Regions from separate parts of the Homo sapiens genome. Here region 2 is linked to region 1. Evidence: chromatin contacts called from ENCODE Hi-C or POLR2A ChIA-PET data. All regions are on one chromosome and are shown on one strand. Each heading gives the region's core, a stretch centred on a gene start or an enhancer-like site at or near the end of the contact. The rest is flanking DNA. Distances are from core to core; before and after follow the strand shown.

Region 1 (4,037 bases), core at 1,191-3,690:
AACACGTGACTGTTTTCTTTCACTGTGATGCCAAAAATCATGTCCCACATTGAGATTTGTGCCTTTCATTTTGGCCTGACACGGTGGCTCACACCCTTAATCCCAGCCCTTTGGGAGCCCGAGGTCGGTGGATCATGAGACCATCCTGGCCTTCATAGTGAAACCCCGTCTCAACTAAAAATACAAAAATTAGCTCGGCGTGGTGGCGCGTGCCTGTAGTCCCAGCTACTCGGGAGACTGAGGCAGGAGAATCCCTTGAACCAGGGAGTTGGAGGTTCAAGGGAGCAGTGAACTGAGATGGCGCCACTGCACTCCAGCCTGGTGACAGAGCGAGACTCCATCTCAAAGAAGGAAAAAAAAATGTCACTCAGGGCCGGGTGTCCTGGTTCACGCCTGTAATTCTAGCACTTTGGGAGGCCGAGGCGGGCGGATCACTTGAGGTCAGGAATTCAAGACCAGCCTGGCTAACATGGTGAAACACCATCTCTACTAAAAATACAAAAATTAGCTGGGCATGGTGGTGGGCACCTGTAATCTCAGCTACTCAGGAGGCTGAGGCAGTAGAATTGCCTGAACCTGGAAGGTGGAGGTTGCAGTGAGCTGAGATCGTGCCACTGCACTCCAGCCTGGGGAATAGAGCGAGTCTCCATCTCAAAAATAAGAAAAAATAAAATCCACCATCTTGCTGAAATGCACATATGTATATATATCAACATGCAAAACACTCTAGTAGAGAATATAACAGAAGGGAACATTTCCACTCCCCACCGCCAATATTTAGGCTTTGCAGGACATCCCCAGAATGTGGCGGGCAGTGCTTTGGGAGAGAGGGCTCCTCCCGAGGCTCTGGGATATTAGGATATTGGCGATGCCCCCCCCCCAGACACCTGGAGCACCCCCTACTGTCCTGTTTTGCTCACCCTCTTTTCTTTTCTTTCTTTTTTTTTTTTTTGTTGAGATAGGGTCTCGCTTTGTCACCCAGGCGTGAGCACAGTGGCACGATCATGACTTACTGCAGCCTCAACCTCCCAGGCTCAAGCAATCCTCCCACCTCAGCTTCCCAAGTAGCTGTCACCCTCTTTTCTGACATAAGGTCTAACTAAGGTCAAGAATCAGCTTTAGGCTTGGAAACTTGGCCAATGTTTTCTGCCTTTAACTCTAGAAAGTTTCAGACAGGAATTCCAAACAACCCCAGTGCAGGCAATGGCAACAGACGGACCCATGGTGCAGAGGAAACTGTATTCATTTCTTGCACTGAAGCTAGTGAAGAAAAAGGTGACTTATGTGACTACACAATGGGGAATAACTTAGGATACCGTCCTTAAATGTTAAACAAGAGGAATACTGTGCAAGAGGGATATGGTTACTACATTCTGGCATATACAATTCCACGCGGTGGAATTTAAGCCCTCATTTAAAGTATAATTTTGAAAAATATTTAGTGACCTAGAAAAATATTTATTTTTTAATACTAGGTAACCAAATCGGAATGCTGAACTATTTATACAGAGTGAGCCCGATTTTATTATTTACCTCACCTCCATCCTCAACTCCCATTTTTGGATGGGAAAATTCTTCCACACAGAGGAAAACGACAGGCACGTCGTGAATGCAAACGTCAACGTTGGTTTTCTCTGGGAATTTTTATTTTCTTGGACAGAAAAGTGGCTACACTTTGTTTTTTATTAGGAAGAGAAGCCGCTTTAACATCTAAGTAGTGAAGCCACAGCGAAGTGAAGAAGCCCCTTCACCCATCAGATGGCTTAAGAACGTCATCCTGGCGTCTTCCAAAACTCCTCGAATCCCCTCCTGCCGTGATGACACAGAATCAGAGGCTTCCAGGGGTACGCTTAGGGGGCATCTGATGCGCAGGTGCACACGGCAGCTACTGAGCCCCAACTCTGGAGTGTTCTTACTCAGGGATTTAATTATAGGACGGGGTCGTCAGGAGCAGGTCTCCCACTGCCCTGCAGGAACCCTTTTTGACCTTCAGTAGAGACAGAGCCCTAAAACTTTGGGCCTGATTTTCCCTTCCCCAACTCCTCCTCGTGCCCTTCCCAGGCACTTCCTCACCCCCAGAGACTCCCTTCTTTACCTCTGTCCCCAAGTCCCTCTCCACCCAGGCCTTCTCAAGGGCTCCCCCGCAGCAGGACCCCTCTGCCGTCCCCTTTCCTGTTTCAGAGTGTCGCGGCGTTCTGGGAACCACAGCACCCCCCAACAGCCCTGAGATCCCCGGGGGAGGACCCGGTGAACCTGAGCCGTGTTTTGGGAGCACAGGGAGACACCCGCGCGGGCGGCCGGCGGCGTGGGGGCGGGGCGCTGCGAGTGCGCAGCTCTTCTAAGGTCCTCGGTAATTCTTTCCCAGTCCACGTAGGGCGCTGGCACAGACCGGCCCCGAGTCTGATCCTGGGGGAGGGGAGGAGAAGAGAGGGGAGGGGAGGGGAGGAGGCTGGAAGACTAAGAGGGAGGAGGGAGGCTGTGGCCTAAACTCCAATGCAGGGAGAGGAGGCTAGGAGGGGGGAGGGAGGGACAGAGAGGGGATGAAAAGCAGAGGAGGAGGGGGAAGGGGAGGAGAAGGAGGAGAGAGGGGTGCAAAACGGAGGAGGAGGGGGGAGGAGGGAGGGGGTGAAAAGCAGAGAAGGATGGGGAGGGGAGAGGTGGAGGGGAGAAGGAGGGGGAGGGTAAAAAGCAGAGGGGGAGGGGAGGAAGAGGGAGGGGTGAAAGCAGAGGGGGAGGGAAGGAGGGAGGGGGTGAAAGCAGCGGGGGAGGGGGAGGGGAGGTGGGAAGGAGCAGGGGGAGGGTAAAAAGCAGAGGGGGAGGGGAGGAGGAGGGAGGGGGTGAAAAGCAGAGGGGGAGGGGAGGAGGAGGGAGGGGGATGGGAGGTGAGGGAGGGAGGACAAGGGGAAGTGAAAAAGGGAGGAGGGGGAGGGGAAGTGAAAGAGGGAGAAGCGGGAGGGGAAGTGAAAGAGGGAGGAGGGGGAGGGGCGCCACCCAGCCTCTTTCCGGAGGAGACTCATTTAGATGCAATGGCCAATTTTTTTTTTTTTAAACCAGACTGTATAAATTTACAGTTTCCTTTTCAGCTGAAGCAGACAATGTTAAAACACATTAGATTTTCTGTTTCGGAATGCAAATTAAACATAGGCAAGCTCTTGGAAGGCTTCATTGAGGGCTTGAGAAAATAGGAGATTGAAAACGTCGATGCTTGAGTAAGGCAAGAGATTTTAGCCTTGCAGCAATGTGGTCGTGTGTGTGTTTACTTAAAAAGAGAAAATTGCTTAATAATAAAACGGCCCTAGTCTTCCTTGAACATAACAGGAAGCACTGCTTAAAAAAACATTTATTTCTTTTTTTTTTTACAGCCACCATTTATTTGTCGGTGCACAGGGAGGGGGTGCCGTTGAGGCAGGGTTGGGGTAGTCACCCAGGCACTCCCCAAAGCCTGCTCACCCGGCCCCTCCAACCCCAAGGAGTGGAATCTAGAAGCAGCCCCTAGGGGCTCTCCCCTCTAATCTAGAAATGACTTTCCTAAACAGCTGTCACTATAAACTAGGTTCCTTTCTGTTCTCTGTCCCCTTTTTTCACCCCCAAAGCAAAAACAACAAAAACACAACCTAATAGAAAAGCCCCTCCCGCCGCAACTAAAAACAAGCAGAACACTCGCCCCAAATTCTGTTTCTGCTGTTCCTGCCCCCGTTTATAGGAGCCTTGTGGGCTATTTTCTGCTCTTTTCTCCCCCTGGAGAGTTATTTAAGTCCTTTAAATGCCATTCTGTGCACACATAACTTAAAAATGGTCTGGCACGGGGGAAAAGTTGGCAAATGTCTAGTTCACAATCTGTTGGGTTATGTGAAGCCAGATTCAGTAAAAACTCTATTGGCTTCCGGAGCCAGGTTATGCAACATCTTAAAAGGGTTTGGGGATGTGTCTGTAGGAGGGGGAAGGGGGACCTGAGAGGGGAAATACCGAGCTGGGTGTCACATGTAAGTTTGCTATACTGGGGATGGCCGTGGACACAGACGGGTGTAGGGAGCTGC
Region 2 (4,054 bases), core at 507-3,006, 74 kb before region 1:
CTTTGGGAGGCTGATCGGAAAGTATCACTTAAGCCCAGGAATTTCAGACCAGCCTGGGCAACAAAAAAAAAATTGTTTTTTAATTAGCTAGATGTGGCGGCATGCACCTGCAGTCCCCACTACCCAGGAGACTGAGGTGGGAGGATCACTTGAACCCAGGATGTGGAGGCTGCAGTGAGCCGTGATCGCATCACTGCACTCCAGCCTGGATGACAGAGTGAGATCCTGCTTCACACACACACCCAAAGAAAAAATAAGTTGGGGAAACGTGGAAATGAAAGAAAAATTTTAAGTTAAAAAAAAAAAGAAAGAAAATTGCGATTGACTTTGGTCAGCACTAGGCTAAAAGTTTCTACAGAGGCAAACAGGCCACACCTGACAGTTCAAAGGCGGCAGGTTCCTTAGGGCTAATACTGCGGGGGAAGTGGAGCAATGGTAAATTTCTGAGGAGGGTGCAGTGCAGAGAGCACTCACTCGGGCAGAGTGATGAGGGCAAAGTTAACAGGTTGTTAAATGTGCAAGGATGAAAAATATATCTCTCCTGTACACGTCTCTGTAGGAGCTACTAGGGAATGTATTTCAGCAACACAAAATAGTAAACCAGGAAGGGAGGAAGACAAGGAAACCAGGAGACAAGGTCCCATGCTGGAAAGAGGTTGGGGTATTTTAGGACACTAGCCGTGTGCTGGGTTTAAAGCTAAACTGGTATATTGCAGAGCAGGAGGACACATGGCTCTCAGTGGCAGTGTTTGGGTGGAGACATGGGCGAGTTAGGTTATTTAATGTGTGTGAGCATTTGGGGAAAGCATTTGGAAAAAAATCAGAGAACATCTCTAGAAAACTAAGCAATTACATGAGACAGTTATTAATCCCAGAAAATACTCAGAGTTGTACAAGAAAGGAAATGCAGTCATAGTTTGCCACGTGGATCAACAGAGAGCATATTAAGCTATAATAACAGAAAGACTGTATTAGGGGCCAGGTGTGGTGGGTCATGCCTGTAATCCTAGTGCTTTGGGAGGCCTAGGTGGGAGGATTGCTTGAGGCCAGGAGTTCAAGACCAGATTGGGCAACAAAGTGAGACCCCTTCTCTATAAAGTTTTAAAAATTAGCTGAGTTTGGTGGAGTGTGTCTTTAGTCCTAGCTACTTGGGAGGCTGAGGTGGGAGGATCACTTGGGCCCAGGAGGTTGAAGCTGCAGCGAGCCGTGATTGTGCCACTGTACTTCAGCCTGGGCAGTGAAGTGAGACCCTGTCTTTAAAAAAAAAAAAAAAGACGATTAATTTTTTTTTTAACTCATAGTATCCAAATTGAGGGGATGGGTCAAGGCAAACTGGGGTAGTTAGGCCAGAAAAACCCTCCAGTATCATAACAGAAGTTGATAAAAATGACTAAAATTAATAAATTGAGAAATAACAGTATATGAAAATTATTTAGAAATATAGAGGAAAATTCTAGAAGGAACAGAATGGAGTGGAAAGTTGTTGCTCCTGGGGTGGAGGATGGGGGTGAAGAAAGATGGAACAAGGATTGCTAGTACCTCAGATTCAATTATGTACATGCTTTAGTTGGATTTAATAATAATTATTTTTTAAAGCACATGGCAATTTCTCACCCCATGAGCTTCTTTGGTGACATTTCAATTCAATTCTGGTGACATTTCAATGGGGTAATGCATTTTCTGTGAGTCACTTGCTACACCCAGTCCTGCCCTCTCTGCTGAGGGGCTGATGCCAAGTACCCACCCCTTACCACGGAGCCAGCAAGCTGTGCCTTGCCCTCAGGGCCCCCATGCACGTCGCCTTGCAATCTTTCTCCTGTCATTCTACAGCTATTCAGGCCACTGTAGATTATTTTAGAGACAGTGGATAAGACGCTAATGAATACTTGGAGTAGCATTTGTTGAAAATGAAATGCTGGCATGCATATTTTAACAGTAATCAGTTTGGATCAGCAAATAAACACAGAGATGGGGAAGACATGCAAGGGGACCTCTTCTCTCCTCTAGTGTTTCATCAACTCAAGGAAACTTGTTTTTCAAGGCAGCTATTTCTCCACCTAACTGCATCATTTTTCCCCGGCTACGTTTTCAGAGAAAGAGTTCCCCATCTTGTATTTCACAACTGACAGTATTTGCCAAGAATTCACTAGGAAAAACACAAAACATGTCTTTTCTGTATGGATGTGAGCACATGTAAAAAGCTGAGTTCTGACTGTGTGGTGGATTTTTAGAACCACCATTTTTAATGGCTAGAGTTGAGGTCTCCCATTTGTACTTTCTCTCTCTCCCCCTCTTGTCCCCTCCTTCCCTCCTCCACCTTTTCCTTTTTTTTTTTTTCTCTCTCTCTCTCTGTCTCCTTCATTTGCAAGCTCACATAACCTTGTACAATTGAATCCTTACCCTGGAGATTGTCATAGCAGAACCAATTGTGCCCTAGGGAATAAAAAGATACGAGAATTGAAACACAGTGTCAACATATGGTAGAAAAATTGTCAATAATGTTTTGAAAAAGTGGGGAGATTGGAGGCTATTACCCTGGGAGGAGGAAGCAATTGTTTAATAAATGTAAAAGTCACAGAAATGCAACAACGTCTTGTCTGGCAAATATTTCATTTGTGGGAACCACTGACTGAAGTCATTTGAAAATGTAGCAGAAGCATCCCAAACAAATTAGAGGATCAGAACTGGCCATGTCATTGCATCAAGGTAGCCAACTTCTACTGCAGAAGCATCTTTCTGAAAGAGGGACTTTTTGTCATGCCCATTGTGGAATGCTTTTTTGTGTGTGCGTGTGTAAGAAATATTAGTTTTATTTAACCAGTTTTCACAGGTGAATATTTATTATATAAAAACTTTACAGATCGTACAGTTTATGTATAGTTCAAACTAATGAACGAAAAGGTAGGTCCCACAGATGCAAAAACACTGCATGAATCAAGGTAAAGGCGGCTTTACACACGATACAGCTCTCCATGGGGCCAGGGAGGTGGTCAGTTCTAAGTATATATTTCAAAAATGTACAAAAATAAGGTTTTGATTTTATTTTGCTCATCATACATTCAATATGATTGCAAGCTCAGAAGCCTAACTAGAAATAGGGATCTGGAGTCTGGAGTCAGTACCCACTCCTGGAAGGAAGGCACGTGTCTATCAACGCAGGGCACACTTGGACACCATACTGAATTCACCATATTATATAAACATAAAAGCACAGACCAAGAACATTCAATGACGAATATAAGGTAGTTCTTTTTTGTTTGGAAAGGAGATTTTGCATTTAATAGTGTACCGAAATAATTTTAATTTATTAAATAAAATGTATTCTAAGTGAACCTAAAAATTACACTATGTAAACATAAAAATACTTTATTGTGGTGTAATACATCAATCATATCTGCAAAACGAAAACCAAAACTGTATATAAAGTAGCATTTCTCACCCAGCAACAAGAAGCACTCATATAGTTATATTTCAAAAGGGTCAAAAAACTATTTAAAACCCGCCAAAGACTAACTTGTAACCTAGATATTCAAACTTAAGCTATTCAGTGCTTCACTAATACTGCAAAGAAAGCTTTCTTCTAGAGACATTGCTTTGCTTATAGTAACTGGGTAAGAACTGGATGTATTTTAAAAGGAAGGGGAAACCAACTGATATCTCAGCATGAATCTTAAACATATGTCTGGTTTAGGAGTATGCTCCTCAGTGAATGTTTCATCAGAAGTATTTGTTGTAGAAGCTAAGTCTTATTTTTGATTTGGAATTTCCCGAATCTGAGGTATCGGTACCTACTTGGAGAAAAAGCCAATGCCTCAGATGACTCTGTGTCTCTATGTAGGACAGGGGAGGTGAGGCGGGCTAATACCCCTTTAGATTCTCTGTTCTAGAAGGAAAACATGACCAAAACAAACATTATTTCAGATTTTTCTGTCACCAAAATCAATAAAACACACTTCTGGTTTTATACAGTACTAGCCAAAGACAAGAGAAATTAGAGCTTCTAAGAGCAATCCTGTGATCACCATTAAACTGTTATAGTTGTGTGTATATGACT

Evidence for each region. A loop is a pair of places that touch in the nucleus more often than their neighbours do. ChIA-PET counts read pairs that join two places held with the same protein, here RNA polymerase II (POLR2A). Pooled maps may share reads with other maps.
Region 2: a pooled map shows a loop between it and region 1 (7-fold over the local background). The contact joins two enhancer-like sites. A Hi-C loop is called at or near these places in 1 of 168 maps with a recorded cell type or tissue (K562) and 4 of 50 pooled maps. POLR2A ChIA-PET finds 5 or more read pairs at or near these places in 3 of 52 experiments (AG04450, K562 and activated T-cell).

The regions. Positions count from the first base shown.
Region 1 is chrX:9,341,039-9,345,075 of GRCh38, reverse strand. No RefSeq gene overlaps it. Among named protein-coding and RNA genes, the nearest start is that of TBL1X, 120 kb to the left of the region's middle. RefSeq lists an enhancer at 3,017-3,076. Within about 2 kb of position 2,440, at least 32 of the 41 ENCODE cell types and tissues checked have a DNase peak (open chromatin) inside an H3K27ac peak, as active enhancers do.
Region 2 is chrX:9,414,818-9,418,871 of GRCh38, reverse strand. The region is part of intron 2 of LOC107985634 (a long non-coding RNA gene); the gene reads left to right. It also overlaps the pseudogene LOC442443. Among named protein-coding and RNA genes, the nearest start is that of TBL1X, 48 kb to the left of the region's middle. Within about 2 kb of position 1,756, at least 3 of the 41 ENCODE cell types and tissues checked have a DNase peak (open chromatin) inside an H3K27ac peak, as active enhancers do.